7 separate regions of the Homo sapiens genome follow, and all the other regions are linked to region 6. Evidence: chromatin contacts called from ENCODE Hi-C or POLR2A ChIA-PET data. All regions are on one chromosome and are shown on one strand. The core of a region is the stretch at or near the end of the contact, and the rest is flanking DNA. Distances in the headings are between cores, read along the strand shown. Region 1 holds the start of ZNF91 (zinc finger protein 91). Region 2 holds the start of ZNF724 (zinc finger protein 724). Region 3 holds the start of ZNF681 (zinc finger protein 681). Region 4 holds the start of ZNF675 (zinc finger protein 675). Region 5 holds the start of ZNF93 (zinc finger protein 93). Region 6 holds the start of ZNF100 (zinc finger protein 100). Region 7 holds the start of ZNF626 (zinc finger protein 626).

Region 1 (3,199 bases), core at 161-2,660, 1.6 Mb before region 6:
TGCACTTCAGCCTGGGTGACAGAACAAGCTTCTCTCTTGGAAATTAAAAGAAAATAGAGAGAGTATAAACAAAAGCAAAATATGCTTTTGATGAAGAAAGTTAGAAACATTTGTCTGCTTTGAAATTACTTAAAGGTTCCTTCAAATTGAAAAAGTAAAAATAATGTAGATTAAAATGAAATATAAAAAGTTAAACAATGGACCGGCATCATGGCTTACCCATGTAATCCCACTACTTTGGGAGGCTAAGGCAGGTGGATCACCTGAGGCCAGGAGTTCGAGACCAGCCTGGCCAACATGGTGAAACCGCATCTCTACTAAAAATACAAAAAATTAGTCAGGTGTGGTGGTGCACCTGTCATCCCAGCTACTCCAGAGGCTGAGGGAGGAGAATCCCTTGGACCTGAAAGGCAGAGGTTGCAGTGAGCCGAGATCGTGCCGCTGGACTTCAGCCTGGGCCACAGAGCAAGACTCAGTCTCAAAAAAAAAAAATTAAAAAATTATAAGAGATCATAAAATATGTATAAAAATCTAGAGAGGTCAAAAAAATTTTAATGTATTTTTATTTTTATTTTTTGCTGGGGTGCAGTGGCATGATCTCAACTCACTACAACCTCCGCCTCCCGGGTTCAGGCGATTCTCCTGCCTCAGCCTCCGGAGTAGCTGGGATTACAGACGTGTGCCACCATGCTCAGCTAATTTTTATATTTTATTTTTCATTTTTTTGAAATGGAATTTCACTCTTATTGTTCAGTCTGGAATGTATTGGCGCGATCTAGGCTTACTGCAACCTTGGCCTCCCGGGTTCTAGCAATTCTCCTGCCTCAGCCTCCCGAGTAGTTGGGATTACAGGCACGCACCACCATGCTCAATAATTTTGTATTTTTAGTAGAGATGGGGTTTCACCATGTTAGCCAGACTGGTCTCGGACTCCTGACCTCAGGAGATCCACCTGCCTCGGCCTCCCAAAGTGTTGGGATTACAGGTGTGAGCCACGGCGCCCGGCTGAGAGACTTACAATGTTTTATCAAATTAGCTTTATTATTGATAATACACAATAAAGTAAAAGTTGATTTTCTCTGGAACAAAAATTTTATGTATTATTAATATACATCAAATATTTTTGTTCACATTTTGAATACATTGAAAGAGAGCAAAGAAGAGAGAGGATTTTCCCATGCTCTGAGGTGGGCCTGGCTGAGCTGAGGAAGCCCTGCCTGAAAAGGCTGCAGCCTACGCTGTCACTCTTTCTTCATTCAGCCCAGTGTCTGATCACATCTTCTGTCACTCAGGGCCTGAGAAGGCGGGGCCTTAAACGTTATCTAATCAGGGACGCTGGGCTGGGAACTGTCCAATCAGGCACAAAGCTGGAGCGGACAGGGCGGCTTCCGGGATGTGGCTGGGCCTTTGTCTCTCGCTGCCGCCGGAGTTTCCAGGTCTCGACTTCACTGCTCTGTGTCCTCTGCTCCAGGAGGCCCAGCCTGTGTGGCCCTGTGACCTGCAGGTATTGGAGAGCCACAGCTAAGATGCCAGGAACCCCTGGAAGCCTAGAAATGGTGAGACTGCCAGGTGCGACGTCCCGAGAGAGGGAACGGGGCTCGTTGAAACCGGTGGGATGCGGCTGTGGCGAGCCTCAGGCCTTCCTTCAGTCAGCTCCACAATCCGTGCCCGGGTTCTCCTTGCCCAGCTCGGCCTCAGTCCCCTTCAGCGATAAGATGGCGGCTGCGTTGACAGGCGGGCTCCGGGCGTCCTGTCTCTTCCCTGCCCAGTGACTGTGTCCTGGCCTGGAGCCCTCTCTGGGCAGCTCTGCTCCCGCAGCGCCGCGTCTCTCCCAGATTGTGCAGGGATCACGGGAGGGTCGTCAGGGGAGAATCCTGACTGGAGGTGCTGGCTCATGAATAGGAAGCACTTTAGTCCGTGGGGTTCCCAGGGCCTCTTTTTTTCTATTAAAAATTTATGGGCGTCACCGCGAAAAGATTAAATAATTTAATCAAAGAGTGATTCAAACATTGTAGAGCACCCAGCTATGGTTTGTAATTTGTGGTCTATGAAAGGCCTTGAAGGAGATATTTTTATAAGGTTCATGGTAAAGAAAACCAAATTCAGTAATTTGCTAGGTACAGTTATGTAGGTTTTGTTTTGTTTTGTTTTTTGAAAAGGAGTTTTGCTCTCTCGCGCGGGCTGGAGTGCAGTGGCGTGATCTCGGCTCACCGCAACCTCTGCCTTCCGGGTTCAAGCGATTCTCCTGCCTCAGCCCTAGTAGCTGGGATTACAGGCGCCTGCCACCACACCAGGCCAATTTTTTTATTTTTCGGAGAGACGGGGTTTCACCTTGTTGGCCAGGCTGGTCTGGAACTCCTGACCTTAGGTGATCCACCCACCTTGGCCTCCGAAAGTGCTGGAATTACAGGCGTGAACCACCGCACCTGGCCTAGTTTCTTAATTTTTACAATCTAGGTGGAAATATCCTTCTTATGTAATCAGAGCTTAATTGGCAGTTTATAGTTGCTTAAGCCTAAATTTTGCTTCTGCCAATGTAGTAATTTACCAAAAAATGCTCTTGAGTTTAGATTTTTATTTTTAGAAGTAGAAATCCGAGGACTAGAGCCACCTCAATCTAATTGCCTGCCACTTAATTTTTCTCACACTCAAAAGGGGACGATTTTTCCCTGAATTTTTTACATGTGTCTCAAGCAGGGCCTCAAGTCCACCCCTCATCCCCTGTTCCTCCAGCCTAACTCTGGCTTGCAGTAAAATACTAAATTTCCAGTTTCGTCTGACATTCCCAAATGCCAATTTCCCCTCCCTAATTCACTTTATCAACTATTTGTCCTGTAGTGTACATTTTGATACCGATTTTAATCATTTTTATTTTTAATTTTTGAGACAGAGCCTTGCTCTGTCACCCAGGCTGGAGTGCAGTGACGCACTAGGCTCACTACAACCTCCGCCTACTGGGCTCAAATGATTCTCCTCTCTCAGTCTCCCAAGTAGCTGGACTTACAGGTGCCCACGACCACGTCTGGCTAATTTTTGTATTTTTAGTACAGACAGGGTTTCACTATGTTGGCCAGGCTGGTCTCGAACTCCTGGCCTCAGCTGGTCTGCCCACTTCGGCCTCCCAAAGAGCTGGGATTACAGACGTGAGCCACCGCATCTGGCCAATTAATTTTTTTTTTGACAAAGCATTTGATGGCAC
Region 2 (3,447 bases), core at 303-2,802, 1.5 Mb before region 6:
TTCTGTCTCTACTAAAAATACAAAAATTAGCTCGGCGTGGTGGTGGGCGCCTGTAATGTCAGCTACTCAGGAGACTGAGGCAGGGAATTGCTTGAACCCAAGAGGTGGAAGTTGCAGTGAGCCAAGATCGTGCCACTGCACTCCAGCCTGGGTGACAGAGCAAGTCTGTCTCAAAAAAAAAAAAAAAAGGCCGGGCGTGGTGGGTCACGTCTGTAATTCCAGCACTTTGGGAGGTGGGAGCCGGCAGATCACCGGAAGTCGGGAGTTCAAGACCAGCCTGACCAACATGGAGAAACCCTGTCTCTAATAAAAATACAAAAGATTAGCTGGGTGTGGTGGCACGTGCCTGTAATCCCAGCTACTTGGGAGGCTGAGGTAGGAGAATTGCTTGGACCTGGGAGGTGGAGGTTGTGGTGAGCCGCGATCCTGCCATTGCACTTCACTGCACTCCAGCCTGGGCAATAAGAGTGAAAGTCTGTCTCAAAAAAGACTGGACAGATATGAAGACATAGAGTTTACTTCTCCTGTCACCCCATCACTTGTTGTTCACTGTTTAATCTGGAAGGAAGGTGGTCAACAGGTGGCCAGCAGTGGTCTATGTGTGGTTATTTTATTCTTGCTGCCTTCTGCTCTTTTATGGCCACTATCTGTTCCACCCTGGGAACTGAAGAGATGTTGGTAGGAAGAGGCTTTCCCCCACCTCTGATGTCCAGGCCCTTCACTCAGCTGACATCGCAGCTGCACTTCAATATGGCAGCTATTGGCCACGTGTGGCTCCTGGGTGCCTGGAATGTCGCTGGTCTAAACTGCGATGTGCTGGAATGGTAAAATACAGAGTGAGTTTCAAAGATTTAGTGATATATATATATATATATATATATATATATATATATATGTATATATATATACACACACACATATATATACATATATACACACATACATATATACATATATACACACATATATACATATATACATACATATACATGTATATACATATATAATTATTGCTCACATATTAAACTGATAATATTTTGGATATATTGGGTAAGTTAAATTGTTACAATCAACTCCACCTTTTTCTTGTTTCTTTTTAAAGTTGGCTACTAGAAAATTCAAAATTCACATGTGGCTTATATTTTATTTCAGAGGATTGCCTTTTTAAAAAAGTCTCAGGCTGCTTGCTCAAATGCCAGAAGCCAGGAAGATCATAAAAACTGAAATTTTAAAATTATTGTTATTATATATTTTTCATTTGTGAATAGCCGTATAGTATGTTATTTATAAATACATGAAACCTCATACACGAGGTCAAATGCAAATACCCTCCGGGGTGGGCTAAGCTCAGGGAGGAAGCCCTGCCTGAAAACGCTGCAGCTTAGGCTGTCACTCTTTCTTCATTCAGTCCAGCGTTTGGTCAGGTCTTCTGTCACTTAAGGCCTGAAGGGGCTGGGCCTTAGACGTTTTCCAATCAGGGACCCTGAGCTGGGGACCGTCCAATCAGGCACGCAACTGGAGCGGACAGGGCGGCTTCCGGGATTTGGCGGGGCCTTTGTCTCTCGCTGCAGCTGGAGCGCTTGGTCTCGTCTTCCCTGCTTTGTGTCCCCTGCTCTTAGAGGCCCAGCCTCTGTGGCCCTCTGACCTGCAAGCATTGGGAGATCCACAGCTAAGACGCCAGGGCCTCCCCTGGAAGCCTAGAAATGGTGAGAGTGGCGGCTCCGACATCCGGAGAGAGAGGGAGGGGCTGGTTGAAACCTGTGGGAAGTGGCTGTGGCGGACTCGGGCCTCCCCGCAGTCATCTCCACAAACTGCGCCCTGAGTTCTCCTTGCCCAGCTGGGCCTCAGTCCCCTTCAGCCATAAGATGGCGGCTTCGCTGACAGCCGGCCCCCGGGCGTCTTGTCTCTTCCCCGCCCAGTGACTGTGCCCTGACCTGGAGCCCTCTCTGGGCAGCTCTGCTCCCGCAGCGCAGCGTCTCTCCCAGATTGTGCAGGGACCAAGGGAGGGTAGTCAGGGGAGAATCCTGACTCGGGGAGCGGGTTCATGAATGGGAAGGGCTTTAGTCCGCTGCGTTTCCAGTTCATCTTTCCCCCTATTAAAAATTTATGGCAGGCCGGGCGCTTTGGTTCACGCCTGTAATCCCAGCACTTCGAGAGGCCGAGGCGGGCGGATCACCCGAGGCCAGGAGTTCGAGACCAGCCTGGCCAACATGGCGAAACCCCATCTCTACTAAAAATATAAAAATTAGTCTGGCACAGTGGCCTGCGCCTATAATGCTAGCACTTTGGGAGGCCGAGGTGGGCGGATTACGAGGTCAGGAGTTCGAGACCAGCCTGACCAACATGGTGAAACCCCCGTTTCTACTAGAAATACAAAAAATTAGCCGGGCGTGGTGGCGCGGTCCTGTAATCCCAGCTACTCAGGAGGCTGACGCAGAAAAATCGCTTGAACCCGGGAGGCGGAGGTTGCAGTGAGGCGAGCTGACGCCATTTGCTGTCCAGCTTGGGTGACAGAGCTTGACTCTGTCTCAAAAAAAAAAAGCCGGGCATAGTGGCGCATGCTTGTAATCCCAGCCACTCGGGAGGCTGAGGCGGGACAATCGCTTGAACCTGGGAGGAGGTTGCAGTGAGCCAAGATCGCGCCACTGCACTCCAGCCTGGGCGACAGAGTAAGAAGACTCTGTCTAGAAAAAAAAAAAAAAAAGGCAGTCTCTGCAAAAATATTAAATAATTTAATCAAAGAGTGGTTCAAAAATTTTAGAGCACCCCTATGGGTTGTAGTTTTTGGTTTATAAGAGGGGCTTGAAGGACTTTGATAAGGTGCATGATGCAAAAATCCCAAATTCAATAATTGGTTAGGTACAGTTATATTCTTTCTGTCTTCCTGTCTTTGTTTGTTTGTTTCTCTCCTCTTTTCTTCTTCTTAGTTTTTTTTGTTTGTTTGTTTGTTTTGTTTTTTTGAGACGGAGTCCTGCACTGACGCCCAAGCTGGAGTGCAGTGGCACGATCTGCAACCTCCACCTCCCGGGTTCAAGTGATTCTCCTGCCTCAGCCTCCCAAGTAGCTGGAATTACAGGCGCCCACCACCATGCCCGGCTAATTTTTGTATTTTTAGTAGAGACAGAGTTTCAGTATGTTGGCCAGGCTGGTCTCGACCTTTTGACCTCAGGTGATCCACCGGCCTCAGCCTCCCTAAGTGGTAGGATTACAGGCATGAGTCAGTGCTCCCTGCCTCAGTTTCTTATTTTCCACCTTGAACGTACAAATTTCCTGGTTGTGTAATTGGAGCTTAATTGACAGTTTATAGTCGGTTAAGCCTGAATTTTGTTTCCTCTAATGTAGTAATTTACAAAAAAAAAAAAAATGCATTTGAGTTAGATTTTTTTTCAAAGCAAGAATCCAGGGCCTAGATTTCCACCTCAGACTAATTGCCTGGCACTTAACTAT
Region 3 (3,553 bases), core at 908-3,407, 2.0 Mb before region 6:
ATATACCCTATATATATGTGTATATATATATACACACATATATTTATACACCCTATATATATAATCAAAATAATATGTATGTTTGCCAGGCATGGTAGCTTACACCTGTAATCCCTGCATTTTGGGAGGCCGAGGTGGGCAGATCACCTGAGGTCAGGAGTTCGAGACCAGCCTGCCCAAAATGGTAAAACCCCAACTCTGCTAAACATACAAAAATTAGCCCAGTGTGGTGGCACGCATCTGTAATCCCAATTATTCAGGAGGCTGAGGCAGGAGGATTGCTTGAACCTGGGAGGCAGAGGTTGCAGTGAGCCGAGACTGCACCATTGCACTCCAGCCTGGGCAACACAGCAAGACTCTGTCTTAAAAAAAAAAAAATATATATATATATATATATATGTTGAAAGAAATTTAAGCACAGAAGAAAAGTGAAAGACTATGGTGGGGAATGTGATAAAAGGTGAGTGTGGCTGCTACAGCTCGGTGAGATTTGGTTTCCATCTTAAGGAACTGCCCTCCCACACTGAAACCACAACCCAGCACATGCCAATTCTCACACTATTTATACTTTGCACAAAGACAGCAGAAGGAGGTCAACATCATCGTTCATGACATGGAAGTCTATTCCCCACTGAGACATTTTAAAAATGTTATTGTCTTAAGCCCTCTTCCTTCTAATAAAGCCTATACAAATACACCCATACAAGCCTGAAACTACTCAAAATTAAAAATCAGGCTTTTGAAATCCCATAAATAAGAAAACACAAAAACAGCCACTTTGAGGAGAGAGTGGAATGGAGGGGGTTAGGGGGCTCGCTTCACCTCCTGGCCCCATGTGGAGATAGGGATGGAGTCAAGGGAGACCCTGGGAAGTCATTTGTTCTGACTGGGTTTTCCCCCAGCTCCACACTTTGTTAACCATTTCCTGGGAAGAGCTTAGGAACCTCCTGTGCTCTAGTGAGTTAGGGCCTCCCCTCACAGGGTATTGGCAAGGAGAAATTCTGAGACTCTGTGACTGAGAAGCTAGCACAGTGCTTGACAAGTACCTATGGGAACTGTCGTCCTCTGTAACTATCATGTAGCCTTGGAGTGTTGAGATGGCCTGGCCTGGCCTGAGGCTTGGCAAAGCTGTTTGAGGGTCAGCTGCTTTAGGCTCCCACTTTCTCCTCAATCAAAGTGGCTGCTTTTGTGTCTGTTTATTTATGGTTTTAAAAACCTGATATATAGGCCGGGCGCGGTGGCTCACACCTGTAACCCCAGCACTTTGGGAGGCTGAGGCGGGCCAATCACGAGGTCAGGAGTTCAAGACCAGCCTGGCCAACATAGTGAAACCCCGTCTCTACTAAAAATGCAAAAATTAGCCGGGCATGGTGGCACGCACCTGTAGTCCCAGCTCCTCGGGAGGCTGAGGCAAGAGAATCACTTGAACCCAGGAGGCAGAGGTTGTTGTGATCTGAGATTGTGCCACTGCACTCCATCCTGGGCAACAGAGCGAGACTCCGTCTCAAAAAAAAAAAAAAAAAAACCTGATATATAAATAGAAAGTGCAGCTGGAGGTGCCGAGGCTCAGTGTCTAGGGCTGTGCTTCATGGGCTTCCTTGCTGGCATGTGGCCAGGTGAACTCTGGGTGTAAGGTGGCTCCTACCCTGGATCTACAATCCCCACCACCTCTCCCAGGCCTGAGTAACCAACACAACGCAGTGCTAAAGAGCGCGTGAGTGACGGGCATCAAGCCCATCCAGGAAGATTTGAATGCCATCTGGGCTGGGGGCTGTCGGGGTAGGGACTATGGCTGCCAGAAACCAGGACGGTCATAAAAGATGAAATATTAAAATAATTGTTATTATATATATTTTTATTTTTGAATAGCTATCTAGTATATTATTTGAAATGCATGTGACCTTACACAGAAGGTTAAAGGCAAATACCCTGTTGGGTGGGCCTGGCTTAGCTCAGGGAGGGAGCCCTGTCTGAAAACGCTGCAACTTACGTTGTTAGTCTTCATTCAGCAGAGCATCTGATCACATCTTCTGTCACTCAGGACCTGAGGGGTGGGGTTTTAATCATTATCCAGTCAGGGACGCTGGGCTGGGAACTGTCCAATCAGGCATGCAGCTGGAGCAGACAGGGCGGCTTCCGGGATTGGCGGGGCCTTTGTCTCTCCCTTCAGCCCGAGCTCCGGGTCTCGTCTTCACTGCTCTGTGTCCTCTTCTTCTAGAGGCCCAGCCTCTATGGCCCTCTGACCTGCAGGTATTGGCGATCCATAGCTAAGACGCCAGGTCCCCCGGAAACCTAGAAATGGTGAGAATGTCGGGTCCGACATCCCGAGAGAGGGGAAGGGGCTGTGGCGGGACTCAGACCTCGCCGCAGTCAGCTCCACAATTTGCGCCCTGAGTTCTCCTCGCCCAGGCGGCCTCAGTCCACTTGGACCATAAGATGGCGGCTGCGCTGACAGCCAGCCCCCCGGGCGTCCTTTCTCCTCCCTGCTCAGTGACTGTGTCCTGGCCTGCAGCTCTCTCTGGGTGGCTCTGCATCCGCAGCGCCGGGTCTCTCCCAGATTGTGCAGGGACCACGGGAGGGTCGTCAGGGGCGAATCCTGACGGGTGCCGGGTTCATGAATGGGAAGAGCTTTGGTCCGTGGCGTTCCTAGTCTCTCTTTCCTTTCATTAAAAATGTATGAGAGTCAAAAGGCCTGGCGCGGTGGCTCGCGCGTGTAATTCCAGCACTTTGGGAGGCCGAGACAGCCTCCCGAGTAGGTGTAATTACAGACATTTGCCACCACGCCCGGCTAAATTGTTTTCTTTTCATATGGCCATTAGAAAAATAGATGAAGCAGTCATGGTCCCTACAATCCAGGAGCTTTTAGTCTAGCAACTGGATAAATGGTTAAATTAAGCATCATATAATTGGTACAATAAATAGATGTGTGCAGAAAATTTGGGCTCTATTTGTGCCACTTTATATAATTGTGACTTGCGATGTCATCACCTGAAGGGATATTTATAGACAGAAGAATTATTTCTATTTCCATTTCTTTTACCTTGTTAATACATATTTATCTTTTAATAAAATTACCCTAGAAAACCTTTATAAATGTGTTCAAATTGCTTATTAGTATATGTCATATAATTGATAGGGCAGGGTCTAAGAAAGATTAAAATTATACAAACTCTGAGATTTAAGGATTTTTTTTTTAAGGTAAGTTTAGGAAAAACAGAACTGGAAATACCCCAGTGGCATAGAGAACAGAATTCTATATAGAGTCCACTCCCTGCCCCAGTTCTGCTCAGGTTCACCTTTTTGGAGGCCTTATTTAGGTCTGGCCCTACCCTTAAGTCTTGCCTCATAGAACTGATTTTTGGAGATCGGAGTTTTGGCTGGTGAATTCTGCTGCTAGGGCTGGTGCTTACAATTCCTGAAACACAAAAGCAGATAAATTAAAAAAATAAAGTATATATTTTATGGTTATAATTTTTTATTAAAACTAGTGCTTGCATTCTATCTAGCAACTTGTTTTCTATTCTTACAGATCTAGTAGTTGCTCTACAAGTCA
Region 4 (3,214 bases), core at 120-2,619, 1.9 Mb before region 6:
TTGGGCCTAGTAATATGTTCTATTGTGCAAAATATTCTGGGCCTGGGTAAAAGAAGAGAGCCACATAACCTGAATGCAGAACTTAGCAATATGTCATGATGCACCCTGTGGGTAGCGCCAATGCAAGAAAAAAGACTCACATTACCTTTATTCTTGACTTAAAGTCTTATGTCTTGTAAGAGAATATTGAATAATGCAAAAATACATGTAGACATGTCTGCGTGTGATTGGTGCTTATACTCACACAGTTCACCACACCACAGGAGAAAACAGATAACCACAGGCTGACCGTTAGGGCCAAGGCCAAATAGCAAAATAAGTTTGCCTTTAATCTATTTTCTCCATATCTAAACATTGGAGGTTAAGACTGTGGACAGATCTGAAGATACAGAGTTTTCTTGTTTTGTGGCTTCATCATTCTTTGTTCACTGTCTGATGTTTGGAATTAAGGTGAGCAACAGGTGGGCAGCAGTAGTTAATAAAATAACCAGAGGTAACCACAGGTCGACCTGTGGTTATTTTATTCTATCTGTCCTCTGTTCTTTCTATGGTCACTAACTGTTTTTTCCTTGGAATTGAAGAGAGATGTTGGTAGAGAGAGGCTGTCCCCTCACCTCTGGCAAAAAAGGGATGTTCAGGCTCTTCTTCACCCCCCTGACATCAGAGCTGCATTTTAATGTGGCAGCTATTGGCCACGTGTGGCTACTGGGTGCCTGGAATGTGGCTGGTCTGAATTGCAATGTGTTAGGTAAAATAGAGTTATTTTCAAAGATTTAGTTCCATATATGTGTGTGTGTGTGTGTGTGTGTGTGTGTGTGTGTATACACATATATACATATATATGTGTATTTCATCAATAATTTCATATTGCTCTCATACTAAAATGATAGTACTTTGGATATATTGGGTTAGATTGTTACAATCAATTCCACTTGTTTTTTTCTTTTTAAAGTTTGACTACTAGAAAATTTAAAATTCACATGTGGCTCACATTTTATTTGAGGATTGCCTCTTTTTAAAATTCTCAGGCTGCCTACTCAAAGGACCAGAAGCCAGGAAGGTCATAAAGTCTGAAATTCTAAAATAATTATTATTATATTATTTTTCTTTGTGAGTAGCCATATATCATTTATAAATGTATATGACCTTATACACAAGGTTAAATACAAATACCCTATGGGATGGGCCTGGCTCAGCTAAAAGAGGAAGCCCCGGCTGAAAAGGCTGCAGCGCAGGCTATCAGTCTTCACTCAGCCCAGTGTCTGATCACATCTTCTGTCACTCAGGGCCTGAAGGGTCAGGACCTTAAACGTTGTCCAATCAGGCACGCTGGGCTGGGAACCGTCCAATCAGGCACGCAGCTGGAGCAGACAAGATGGCTTCCGGGATTTGGCGGCGCCTTTGTCTCTCGCTGCAGCCGGAGCTCCAGGTCTCGCTTTCATTGCTCTGTGTCCTCTGCTCCTAGAGGTCCAGCCTCTGTGGGCCTGTGACCTGCAGAAATTGAGAGATCCACAGCTAAGACTCCAGGACCCCCTGGAAGCCTAGAAATGGTGAGAGTTACGGGTGCGACATCCCGAGAGGGGGAAGGGGCTGGTTGGAACCCGTGGGAAATGGCTATGGCGGGACTCAGGCCTCCCCGCAGTCAGCTCCACAATCTGCACCCCGAGTTCTCCTTCCCCAGCTCGGCTCAGTCCCCTGCAGCCATAAGATGGCGGCGCGCTGACAGCCAGCCCCGGGGCATCCCGTCTCTTCTCTGCCTAGTGACTGTGCCCTGGCCTGTAGCCCTCTCTGGGCAGCTCTGTACCCGCAGCGCCGCATTTCTCTCAGATTGTGCAGGGACCACAGGAGGGCCGTCACCGGAGAATCCTGACTCAGGGTGCGGGTTCATTAATGGGAAGAGTTTTGGTCCGTGGGGTTCCCAGTTCCTGTTTTCTCCTATTAAAATTTTATGGGAGGGCCGGGCGCGGTGGCTCAGGTCAGTAATACCAGCACTTTGGGAGACCGAGGTGGGTGGATCACCTGAGGTCAGGAGTTCAAGACCAGCCTGACCAACATGGTGAAACCCCGTTTCTACTAAAAATACAAAATTAGCCGGGCGTGGTGGCACATGCCTGTAATCCCAGATACTCAGAAGGCTGAGGCAGGAGAACCGCTTGAACCCGGGAGGTGGCGGTTGCAGTGAGCCGAGATGACGCCATTGCACTCCAGCCTGGTTAACAAGACCGAAACTCCGTCTTAAAAAATATATAAATAAATAAGTTAAATAAATAAATAAATTATGGGGATCACCACAAAAATATTGGAGAATTTAATCAAAGAGTGATTCAAAAATTGTGGAGCATTCAGCTGTGGTTTGGAGCTTGTGACTTTATGAGAGCAGCTTGAAGGAAAGACTTTTAAAGGTACATGATGAAGAAAACCAAATTAAATAATTGGTTAGGTACAGTTCATAGTTACTTGACTTGTACAATTAAGGTGGACATTTCCTGGTTATGTAATCAGAGGTTAATTGGCAGTTTATGATTGGTTAAGCCTAAATTTTTGTTTCCCTCAATTCAGTAATTTGCAAAAAAATGCATTTGAGTTAGAGTTTTTAAAAAATAGGAACCCAGGGACTAGAGTAACCTCCGTCTAATTGCCTGCTACTTAGTTATTTTCACACTCCACAGGAGACTGATTTTCCCCTGCATTTTTCACAGTTCTCTCAAGCTGGGTCTCAAGCCTACCCCTCATCCCATTCCTCCAGACTAACTATGACTTGCAGTAAAATACTAAATTTCCAGTTTCTTCTCACATTCTCAAATGCCAGCTTCCCCTTTCTAATTCACATTATCAACTATTTGTCTTTTATTGTACACTTTAGATACTGTATTTTAACTAAGCATTTTTTGACATTGAATGGCACTTAAAAAAATCGTTTTCTGTTTGAAAATATTTTTTATGAGAAGAAAAAGAAGAACAATTCCCTGATACTGTATTGTAAAAAATCTTTTCGCCTCATTTTTAAAAATCTTCTCTAGGCACAGAGATAGTATCAGAATATTTTTGGGTCAAGGTTTCCCTTTGGAAACTTTATGGGTGATGTGGCCTCAGCCACCTTCAGTTTTTTCTGGTCCTGGGCTTCAGTAGTTTCTGTGAATAAACCAATATATCTACCATGGCTATGTCTGCTCGAGTGTCTAGTGAATATAATCTACTGGGTTATTTTCTTTCA
Region 5 (3,461 bases), core at 261-2,760, 1.9 Mb after region 6:
AGAAAACCCGTCTCTACTAAAAACACAAAATCAGCCAAGCATGATGGTGCATGCCTGTAATCCCAGCTACTTGAGAGGCTGAGGCAGGAGAATCGCTTGAACCCAGGAGGTGGAGATTTCAGTGAGCCATGATTGCGCCACTGTACTCCACCTGGGCAACAAGAGCAAAACGCAAAACTCTGTCCAAAAAAAAAACCTTCTGTTTTAGGCTTAATATTAGCCTTAGCTTGGAGTCACTAGGCTCAAGCTTTGTCATGTCAGAGTTATTCACTTGGTTTTTGAAACTCAGTGTTTGAAAAATCCGTGAAATTACTCAAACACAGTATTTACATAAGGGAAGGAAATTTTAAGATGTCTATTTTTTTTTTAAGACGGAGTCTCACTTTGTCACCAAGGCTGGAGTACAATGGCAAGCTCTCGGCTCACTGCACCTCGCCTCCCAGGTTCAAGCAATTCTCGTGCGTCAGCCTCCCAAGTAGCTGGGATTACAGACGCCTGCCACCAATCCCGGCTAATTTTTGTATTTTTAGTAGAGACGGGGTTTCACTATGTTGGCCAGGCTGGCCTAGAACTCCTGACCTTGTGATCCACCCGCCACGGCCTCACAAAGTGCTGGGATTACAGGCATCAGCCACCGCGCTGGGCCAGGAAGGGGATTTAACCCTAACGCAGTTCCGGTTTTTGTGTCCTTCCCATATTGGCTGAGGTCCCACCGCACAATCTAAGCTGATCCTGGTTGGGCTAGACACAAACTTTTTCCATATAGGGTAAACGCGCGATGTTTTGAGAAAAGGAGAATGGGGAAAAAGAAGGGGTAGGGTTGATTTACAATTTTTACAACTTATGACCAGGAAGTTGAGTCTCTGAAGAGGAACTTAGCTGCCCTAACAACTCCTCAAGTGATCCGCCCGCCTCGGCCTCCCAAACTGCTGCGATTACAGGAGTGAGCCACCTTGCCCAGCCCCATAAATTTTTAATAGGAGAAAAGAGAAACTGTGAACCCAACCCACTAAAGCTCTTCCCATTCGTGAACCCGCACTCCGAGTCAGGATTCTCCCCTGACGACTCTCCCGTGGTCTCTGCACAATCTGGGAGAGAAGCGGCTCTGCGGGTGCGCAGCTGCCCAGCGAGGGCTCCAAGCCAGGGCACAGTCACCGCACAGTGAAGAGACAGGACGCCTGGGGGCTGCGCTATAAGCGCAGCCGCCATCTTATGGCTGAAGGGAACCGAGGCCGAGCTGGGCAAGAACTCCGGCGCAGATTGTGGAGCTGACTAAGGGGATACCTGAGTCCCGCCACCGTCACTTTCCACCGGTTCCAACCAGCCCCTCCCCGTCGCTTGGGATGTCGGACCGGCACTCTCACCATTTCTAGGCTTCCAGGGGTCCTGGTGTCTTAGCTGTGGATCTCCCAATACCTGCAGGTCACAGGGCCACAGAGGCTGGGCCTGTAGGAGCACAGGACACAGAGTAGTGAAGAGGAGACCTGGAGCTCCGGCTGCACCGAGAGACAAAGGACCCGCCAAACCAGAAGCCGCCCTGTTCGGTCCGGCTGCTTGCCTGATTGGACGTTTCCAGCCCAGCGTCCCTGATTGGATAATTCTTAAGGTCCCGCCCCCTCAGGACCTGAGTGACAGAAGATGTGATCACATGCTGGGCTGAGTGAAGAAGAGTAACAGCCTAAGCTGCAGCCTTTTCAGCCAGGGCTTCCTCTCTGAGCTGAGCCACGTCCACCCCAGAGCATGGGAACATTCTCTTTTTTACTCTCTCTTTTTGAATGTATTGAAAAGGTGAACAGAAGTATTTCGTTGTCATATTAATAATACCGTTGGAAGTAAAGTGTTTGGTGTCGCAAAGTGAAACCAGTACTCAGGCAAAAGTTTTTTTAGTAAGGCAATTTACTTCTGCAAAAGGTTTTTGTTTGCATTAATCACGATCGCAAGAGCACCCTGAACAAAGGAGGGAAGGGGTTTTTATTTTTAACGTAAAGTCTCTTCCTCTGTGTTACTCCCCCATGGGCTAGGGTCGGACCCCACAATCTAAACTGACCCGATTGGCTATTTGTAAATATTTTTCCAAATAAGGAAGGGAAGGGGCATGTATAAGTCACAGTGGTGGGACGTGTGGTTTTGAAGGGTGGGAAGGCTGCAGAGTGAGTAATCAAGGGAACAGATGTGAATTATTGATTAGAGCTGTTGGGAAGGAAGGTTGTTACAGTAACTAGGGGCAAGGAGGCATGGAGAACAAGCAAGTTGAGTTTGAGAACAAAGAACAAGAAAGTTAAGACTAAACCTTTGAAGAGGAATTTTATTGTATTTTACAATTTCCCCCTTTTAATTTTTATAATTAAAAAAAAACCTTTTTTTTTGAGATGGAGTTTTTGCTCTTGCTGCCTAGGCTGGAGTGCAATGGCACGATTTTGGCTCACTACAACATTTGCCTCCCAGGTTCAAGCAATTCTCCTGCCTCAGCCTCCCGAGTAGCTGGGAGTACAGGCATGTGCCACCACGACCAGCTAATTTTGTGTCTTTAGTATAGATGGGGCTTCTTCATATTGGTCAGGCTGGTCTCTAACTTCTGACCTCGGGTGATCCGCCCGCATCAGCCTCTCAAAGTGCTGGGATTACAGGCGTGAGCCACTGCGACCACACGCTTTTTAAAACTTTTTAAACATACCTTTACTTTGTTGTTTGACTTGATCTTTTAAAAGGAAAAGTTTATCTGAATAAGGTGGAGGAGAACTAAGGGAGGTTTTCGTAAGTGTCGTTTTTATAAGTCTTTGTACTAGCCCACAGATGCATGGTATGACACAACACCCAACAAGAATTAGTACACCTATTACAACTATAAGAGAAGTAAGAATTGAGGCTATGACTTTTTTTCGTTTACTGAACCACCTCTCTAGCCATTCTGAAAACGTGTTATTGACCCCAGAATTTTTAGCTAATTCATTGGATAAAGTGGTAAGTTCGTGTAAGGCCCTTCTTATGTTCCTATTGGGGGCAGTATTGTTTGGGATGAAGGTACAACATTTGAGTTTTAATCATAACACAAACTCCACCTTTTTCAGCTAATATTATGTCCAGGGCCATTTTGTTTTTCTAAGTTATCTGGCTAGTAGGCCTTAATTGGTTGGCTATTTCTTTGACAGCATTTCTGGTGTAATTAATAAACTAATATTGATTATAATAGATGTGATTTATCTATCTAATCTACATTTTTATTAATAGTTACCCGTGGAAATATTGATTTAAATCCTGCAGCTATTTGATCTTGGGCTTTGAATTCATCAGGTACCACCCGTGGGACTCCAGTTGTGTCTAAATAAACTTGAAAGTCAAAAGACACATAAGGGGCTTCTCTTATTTTACAGTGTTGTGGTTTTTCTTTTTCTAGTCGATGAAATGCCAGAGTGAAAGGGATAGCCAACTGGACAACAGTGCAAGTGCCGTTCCAGTTACTT
Region 6 (3,375 bases), core at 801-3,300:
GAGAGCCACCGTGTGCTTCTGCAATTTTTGTGAGGATTATTCCCAAATGAGCACAAATCTAAAAGGAATCTGACTTCTACTATGGAAGTGTCACTCTCCAGGATTTCAATAGTCTAGGGCAGGGCAGCTACTTTAGTAGTGTCATCTATGGAGGTGCATGGGCTTTGGAGTCAGATAAAGTTGATCCTGAGTCTCAGCCCAGCCACTTAGTAGCCGTAGGACTTTGCACAAGTTTCCTGATGTGGAAGAGTTCTATATACCACATATGCAAAAAAGGTAGAATGATACTGATTGCAAAATGACATTTTTTCATCCCTCTTGTATCTTTGCCCATAACCAGGTGCTTTTACAGCTGTTTCCATCAAGATCTGGAATCTGTTTTCAAAGCCCTATATCTGGCTGACCTTATTTGCTCAGGTCAACAGAAACCTGTGAACATGACAGTGGGCCAGTTTGGGGCCCAGGCTCAAATGGTATTGACTGCTTCTCTTTTTCTTTTAGAATGCTGCCATCTCCATGAATAATGCCCATGTTAGCCAGCTGGAAAATAAGATACCATGAAGAGGAGAAGCAAGGTGCCCCTGTTGACAGACCCAGGAGCAGAAGCTCACCCCCAGATGCACAGCTGTCTAGTCAAAAAGCAGGTGATGATACATGTCTGAAGGAGCTCAGCTGAGACCAGAAGAATGGCCCCACTCAGCTCGGCCTAAATGGCCAACCATTTCAATTATAAACTAATAAGTTTTGGATGATTTGTTATGCCTCAATAGCTAACTAATACATGCACCCAGTACAGATAAGTTGCCAGGATTCAGTGACAGGTTGACTAAGAGTTGGCTTCTAACAGTGGACACCCTCTAGGTACTGATTTCTTCCCCTGATTTAAAGTTCGATGTTTTGTAAGAGAATTTTGGGTAATGCAGAAATACCTGTAGACATGTATGCGTGTGATTGGTGCTTAGACTCACATAGTCCCCCACACCACAGGAGAAAACAGATAAACACAGCCTGATTGTTAGGGCCAAGACCATATAGCAAACTATGTTTGTTTTTAATCTATTTTCTCCATCTCTAAATACTGGAGTTCAAGTGTGTGGACAGAACTGAAGACATAGTTGTTTTTTCTCCTGTGGCCCCATCATCCTTTGTTCACTATCTGGTCTCTAAAAGAAAGGTGGGCAACAGGTGGCCAGCAGTTGTTTATTACCTGTGGCTATTTTATTCCTACTGCCCTCAGCTCTTTCTATGGGAACTATCTGGTCCACCCTAGGAACCAAAGAGAGATGTTTGTAGGGAGAGTCTCTTCTTTCACTCTCGCAGGAAAGAGATGTTCAGGCCCTTCACACCGCTGACATCAGAGCTGCACTTCAATGTGACAGCTATTGTCCATGTGTGGCTACTGGGTTCCCACAATGTGCCTGGTCTGAAATGCGATATGCTAGAAAGGTAAAATACAAAGTCAGCTTCAAAGATTTAGTTCCAAATATTTATATATTTTATCAATAATTACATATTTCTCACACATTAAAATGATAATATTTTGAATATAATGGGTGAATTACATTGTTAACAATCAGTTCAACTTGTTTCTTTTTAAAGTTTGGCTACTAGAAAATTTCAAATCCACATGTGGCTGACATTCATTTTAGATGATTTTCTCTTTTCTAAAATCTCAGGCTGCCTGCTCAAAGGGCCAGAAGCCAGGAAGGTCATAAAAGCTGAAATTTTAAAATAATTGTTATATTCTTTTCACTTGTGTATAGCTATATAATGTATTATTTATTTATACATATGACCTTATACACAAATTTAAAGGCAAATACTCTCTGGGATGGGCCTAGCTCAGCTGAGGGAGGAAGCCCTGTCAGAAGAGGGGGCAGTCTAGGCTGTCACTCTTTCTTCATTGAACCCGCATCTGATCACATCTTCTGTCACTCAAAGCCTGACAGGGCGGGGATTTAAGCATTATCCAACCAGGGACGCTGGGCTGGAAACCGTCCAATCAGGCATGCAGCTGGAGCGGACTGGACGGCTTCCGGGTTTGGCGGGGTCTTTGTCTCTCGCTGTAGCCGGAGCTCCAGGTTTTGCTCTCACTTCTCTGTGTCTTCTGCTCCTAGGGGCCTAGCCTGTGTGGCCCTCTGACCTGCAGATATTGGGAGATCCACAGCTAAGACGCCAGGACCCCCTAGAAGCCTAGAAATGGTGAGAGTGCCCGGTCCGACATCCCGAGAGACGGCGAAAGGGCTGGTTGGAACTGGTGGGAAGTAGCTGTGGCGGGACTCAGGCCTCTCCGCAGTCAGCTTCACAATCTGCGCCTTGCCCAGCTCGGCCTCCGTCCCCTTCGGCCATAAGATGGCGGCTGCGCTGACAGCCAGGACCCCAGGCGTCCTTTCTCTTCCCTGCGTAGTGACTGTGCCTTGGCCTGGAGCCCTCTCTTGGCAGCTCTGCACCCGCAGCGCCGCGTCTCTCTCAGATTGTGCAGGGACCACGGGAGGGTCGTCAGGGGAAAATCCTGACTCGGGGTGCGGGTTCATGAATGGGAAGATCTTTGGTCCGTGGCTTTCCCAGTTCCTCTTTTCTCCTATTAAAAATGTATGGGAGTCACTGCACAAATATTAACGATTTTTTTGTTTGTTTGAGACGGAGTCGCTCTGTCGCCCAGGCTAGGGTTTAGTGGCGCGATCTCCCCTCACTGCAACCTCCGCCTCCCGGGTTCTGGAGATTCTCCTGGCTCAGCCTCCCGAGTAACTGGGATTACAGGCGCCTGTCACTGGGCCGGCCTTATTTTTTTGTATTTTTAGTTGGGACGGGGTTTCACCTCGTTGGCCAGGCTGGTCTTGAACTCCTGACCTCGTGATCCGCCCGCCTTGGCCTCCTAAAGTGCTGGGATTACAGGCGTGAGCCACCGCGCCTGGCCTAAAGAATTTAATCAAACAGTGATTCAAGAATCATAGAGTATCCAGCTATGGTTTGTAGTTTGTTGTCTATGGGAGAGGCTTGAAGGAAAGTCATTTATAAAATGTATGATGAAGAAAACTAAATTTAGTAATTGGTTACAGTAACGTAGTTTCTTGATTTGTACAATACAGGTGAAGATTTCCTGGTTGTGTAATCAGAGGTTAATTAACAGTTTATAGTTGTTTAAGCCTACATTTTCTCTGAATGTAGTAATTAAAAAAAAAATGCACCTGAGTTAGATTTTTTTTTTTTTTAAGTAGGAACCCAGGGACTAGAGACACCTCAGTGGAATTGCCTGTCTCTTAATTATTTTCACACTCCACGGGGAACTGATTTTCTGCTGCATTTTTCACCTGTGTCCCAAGCAGGTTGTTAAGTCTAACCCCCGTCCCCCATTTCTCCAGCCTCACTCTGGCT
Region 7 (3,115 bases), core at 153-2,652, 1.1 Mb after region 6:
CACCCATCCCTGTACAGACAAGGAGAGGTCTTTGGAGCTTTGGTGCAGTCTGGGATCCTAGCTCTTTTTGTAACAAGTTGTTTGGCATGAGGCCCAGTTGCAACTGGGCTCTTTGCAACTGGGCTCAAGGAACACAAAAAAGTCAACTTGTTTTTTTTGCGATTGGCTATTGTTTTTCAATAACTAACGTATAGGAATAGATTAAAATAGAGATTTCTCCAAAACAATCTGTGCCCAGTTCTCTTTGCCCAGCTTGGCCTCAGTCCCATTCAGCCAGAAGATGGCAGCTGCGCTGACAGCCAGGCCCCCAGAAGTCCTGCCTCTTCACTGCGCTGTGACTGTGCCCTGGCCTGGAGCCCACTTTGGGCAGCTCTGCACCTGCAGCATGGCGTCTCTCCCAGATTGTGCAGGGACCAGGGGAAGGTCGGCAGGTGAATGCCTCAAGGGGCTCACATAACCTGTTCCAGGACTTGGTGACCATTGTTTGTGTCCATGTTCAACTGAGTTCAAATTTAATATTTAACTTTTCCTCCACAAATTCCCCTGTCTTGATGAATCATCTCTGTCTAGGCAAGATGAAGCCCTTAGGCCGTTACACAACCTCCGCCTCCTGGGTTCAAGCGATTCCCCTGCTTCAGCCGCCGTAGCACCTGGGACTACAGGTGTGTACCACCACACCTGGCTAATTTTTTGTGTTTTTACTAGAGATGAGATTCAACATGTTGGCCAGGCTGGTCTTGAACTCCTGACCTGAAGTGATCCACCCACTTTGGCCTCCCAAAGTGCTTGGATTACAAGCGTGCACCAGCGGACTGGCCCTAAATGATTTCTTTGTCTCTTGTAACAGTTTGAAATTACTTAAAGGTTGTTTCAAATTGAAAAAATAAAAAGAATGTAGATAAAAATAAAATATAAAAAGTTAAAAAATTACATTAGATTACAAAATATGTATGTAAATCTCGAGAGGTCAAAAATGACAAATTTGATTTTTTATAAGGTTTTATCAAAATTACCTTTAGTATTGATAATACATTATTGCCAAAGTAAAAGTTGATTTTCTCTTGAACAAAAATTTTATGTATTATTAATATGAGAGCAAAATACTTCTGTTCACCTTTTGAATACATTCAAAAAGAGAGAGAGTAAAGAAAAGATAGAATTCTCCCATGCTCTGGGGTGGGCCTGGCTCAGCTCAGGAAGGAAGCCCTGCCTGAAAAGGCTGCAGCTTAGGCTGTCACTCTTTCTTCACTCAGCTCAGCGTCTGATCACATCTACTGTCACTCAGGGCCTCAGGGGGCGGGGCCTTAAGCATTATCCAATCAGGGATGGTGGGCTGGAAACCATCCAATCAGGAACGCAGCTGGAGCGAAGAGGACGGTTTCCGGGTTTGGTGCGGCCTTTGTCTCTCGCTGCAGTCAGAGCTCCAGGTCTGGTTCTTCTCCTAAAGGCCCAGGCTGTGTGGCCCCGTGTCCTGCAGGTATTGGGAGATCCACAGCTAAGACACCGGGACCTCCTGGAAGCCAAAAATGGTGAGAGTGAGGGTCCGACATCCCGAGAGAGGAGAGGGACTGGTTGGAACCGGTGAAAAGTGGCTGTGGCGGGACTCAGGCCTCCCCGCAGTCAGCTCCACAGTCTGCTCCCCCAGTTCTCCTTGCTCAGCTCGGCCTCAGTCCTGTTCAGCCATAAAATGGCAGCTGCGCTGACAGCCGGCACCCGGGCGTCTTGTCTCTTCACTGCGCGGTGACTACCCTGGCCTGGAGCCCTCTCTGGGCAGCTCTGCACCCGCAGCGTGGCGTCTCTCCCAGATTGTGCAGGGACCAGGGGAGGGTGGGCAGGGGAGAATCCTGACTCGGGGTGCGGGTTCATGAATGGGAAGAGCTTTGTTCCTTTGGGTTTACAGTTTCTCTTTTCTCCTATTAAAAATGTATGGGGCCGGACGCTGTGGCTCACGCCTGTAATCCCAACGTTTTGGGAGGCCGAGGCGGGCGGATCACTTGAGGTAAAGAGGTGTTAGGACAACTAAGTTCCTTTTAAATGACTCAACTTTCTGGTCATAAGTTGTAAAAGTTGTAAATCAACCCTACCTCTTCTTCTACCCCCTTTTCCTTTTCTCGCAAATCGCGCATTTACTTTATTTGGAAAAAGTTTGGGTCTAAGCTTACCAGGATCAGCTTAGATTGTGCGGTCTGATCCCAGCCAATAGGGGATGGAAACAAAAACAGGAACTGCATTAGGGTTCAAAACCCCTTTCTTGCTGGGCGCGGTGGCTCAAGCCTGTAATCCCAGCACTTCGGAGGCCGAGGCAGGTGGATCACGTGGTCAGGAGTTCTAGACCAGCCTGGCCAACGTGGTGAAACCCGTCTCTACTAAAAATACGAAAACTATCGGCGTGTTGGCACGTGCCTGTAGTACCAGCCACTTGGGAGGCTGAGGCACGAGAATTGCTTGAACCCGGGAGGCGGAAGTTGCAGTGAGCTGAGATCCAATCATCGCGCTCCAGCCTGCGTGACAAAGCGAGACTCCGGCTCAAAAAAAAGAAAAAAAAAGTAAGCATCTTAAAAATTCCTTTATGTAAACATTGTGAGTAATTTCACTGGAGTTTCTAACACTTAGTTTCAAAAACCAAGTGAATAACTGATGTGGACATTAAAGCTTGAACCTAGTGACTCCAAGCTAAGGCTAATATTAAGCCTGCAACAGGGTATTTTTTTTTTTTTTTTTTTTTTTTTAGACACAGTGTCGCTTGTGGTGCCCAGGCTGGAATGTAATGGCGTGATCTCGGCTTACTGGGTTCAAGCGATTCTCCTACCTCAGCCCCACCAGTAGCTGGGATTACAGGCATGCACCATCACGCCCGGCTAATTTTGGTGTTTAGTAGAGACGGGTTTTCTCCATGTTTGTCAGGCTGGTCTTGAACTCTCTGCCTCAGACCCGCTTCGGCCTCCCAAAGTGCTGGCATTATCGGTGTGAGCCACCGCACCCGGCCAACAGGAGGTTATTAAAGGCCCTGTTATTTTTTTCTGGGGAGTCTCCCTTGCGGATATCTCAAGACTGCTCACCCCAGCCACGGAAGGAGCCTTCATTCTGAAAGAAGCTACAAAGCCTTGGAAAGCTG

Evidence for each region. Hi-C counts contacts between places; a loop is a spot of excess contacts on that map. ChIA-PET counts read pairs that join two places held with the same protein, here RNA polymerase II (POLR2A). Pooled maps may share reads with other maps.
Region 1: a map of chondrocyte shows a loop between it and region 6 (5-fold over the local background). The contact joins the promoter of ZNF91 here to the promoter of ZNF100 in region 6. A Hi-C loop is called at or near these places in 1 of 168 maps with a recorded cell type or tissue (chondrocyte), 1 of 37 single-sample maps with no recorded cell type and 8 of 50 pooled maps. POLR2A ChIA-PET finds 5 or more read pairs at or near these places in 2 of 52 experiments (CD4-positive, alpha-beta T cell and activated CD4-positive, alpha-beta T cell).
Region 2: a loop to region 6 is called in a map of CD4-positive, alpha-beta memory T cell, with 25 times the contacts of the local background. The contact joins the promoter of ZNF724 here to the promoter of ZNF100 in region 6. A Hi-C loop is called at or near these places in 2 of 168 maps with a recorded cell type or tissue (CD4-positive, alpha-beta memory T cell and ovary), 1 of 37 single-sample maps with no recorded cell type and 6 of 50 pooled maps. POLR2A ChIA-PET finds 5 or more read pairs at or near these places in 2 of 52 experiments (CD4-positive, alpha-beta T cell and activated CD4-positive, alpha-beta T cell).
Region 3: a loop to region 6 is called in a map of B cell, with 8 times the contacts of the local background. The contact joins the promoter of ZNF681 here to the promoter of ZNF100 in region 6. A Hi-C loop is called at or near these places in 1 of 168 maps with a recorded cell type or tissue (B cell) and 9 of 50 pooled maps. POLR2A ChIA-PET finds 5 or more read pairs at or near these places in 1 of 52 experiments (T-cell).
Region 4: a loop to region 6 is called in a map of GM12878, with 2.7 times the contacts of the local background. The contact joins the promoter of ZNF675 here to the promoter of ZNF100 in region 6. A Hi-C loop is called at or near these places in 2 of 168 maps with a recorded cell type or tissue (CD4-positive, alpha-beta memory T cell and GM12878), 2 of 37 single-sample maps with no recorded cell type and 12 of 50 pooled maps. POLR2A ChIA-PET finds 5 or more read pairs at or near these places in 1 of 52 experiments (GM12878).
Region 5: a loop to region 6 is called in a map of Calu3, with 7 times the contacts of the local background. The contact joins the promoter of ZNF93 here to the promoter of ZNF100 in region 6. A Hi-C loop is called at or near these places in 1 of 168 maps with a recorded cell type or tissue (Calu3), 2 of 37 single-sample maps with no recorded cell type and 8 of 50 pooled maps. POLR2A ChIA-PET finds 5 or more read pairs at or near these places in 1 of 52 experiments (AG04450).
Region 7: a loop to region 6 is called in a map of posterior cingulate gyrus, with 4 times the contacts of the local background. The contact joins the promoter of ZNF626 here to the promoter of ZNF100 in region 6. A Hi-C loop is called at or near these places in 1 of 168 maps with a recorded cell type or tissue (posterior cingulate gyrus), 1 of 37 single-sample maps with no recorded cell type and 13 of 50 pooled maps. POLR2A ChIA-PET finds 5 or more read pairs at or near these places in 2 of 52 experiments (CD4-positive, alpha-beta T cell and T-cell).

The regions. Positions count from the first base shown.
Region 1 is chr19:23,393,682-23,396,880 of GRCh38, reverse strand. ZNF91 (zinc finger protein 91) reads left to right here and starts at 1,410. Exons shown (of 4, transcript NM_003430.4): 1 at 1,410-1,556. The coding sequence starts at 1,527. RefSeq lists an enhancer at 1,140-2,008.
Region 2 is chr19:23,248,499-23,251,945 of GRCh38, reverse strand. ZNF724 (zinc finger protein 724) reads left to right here and starts at 1,552. Exons shown (of 4, transcript NM_001355404.2): 1 at 1,552-1,706. The coding sequence starts at 1,704. RefSeq lists a silencer at 1,452-1,511 and an enhancer at 1,642-1,931.
Region 3 is chr19:23,757,495-23,761,047 of GRCh38, reverse strand. It overlaps ZNF681 (zinc finger protein 681), which reads left to right and starts at 2,157. Exons shown (of 4, transcript NM_138286.3): 1 at 2,157-2,301. The coding sequence starts at 2,299. It also overlaps a transcript of RPSA2 not described here. RefSeq lists an enhancer at 1,959-2,477.
Region 4 is chr19:23,685,367-23,688,580 of GRCh38, reverse strand. ZNF675 (zinc finger protein 675) reads left to right here and starts at 1,369. Exons shown (of 4, transcript NM_138330.3): 1 at 1,369-1,550. The coding sequence starts at 1,548. RefSeq lists enhancers at 1,102-1,151, 1,442-1,831, 1,963-2,933.
Region 5 is chr19:19,898,995-19,902,455 of GRCh38, reverse strand. It overlaps ZNF93 (zinc finger protein 93), which reads right to left and starts at 1,510. Exons shown (of 4, transcript NM_031218.4): 1 at 1,365-1,510. The coding sequence starts at 1,367. RefSeq lists enhancers at 1-308, 857-1,406, 941-1,540.
Region 6 is chr19:21,766,254-21,769,628 of GRCh38, reverse strand. It overlaps ZNF100 (zinc finger protein 100), which reads left to right and starts at 2,050. Exons shown (of 5, transcript NM_173531.4): 1 at 2,050-2,202. The coding sequence starts at 2,200. RefSeq lists a silencer at 1,886-2,063.
Region 7 is chr19:20,659,858-20,662,972 of GRCh38, reverse strand. ZNF626 (zinc finger protein 626) reads left to right here and starts at 1,402. Exons shown (of 4, transcript NM_001076675.3): 1 at 1,402-1,529. The coding sequence starts at 1,527. RefSeq lists a silencer at 1,208-1,277.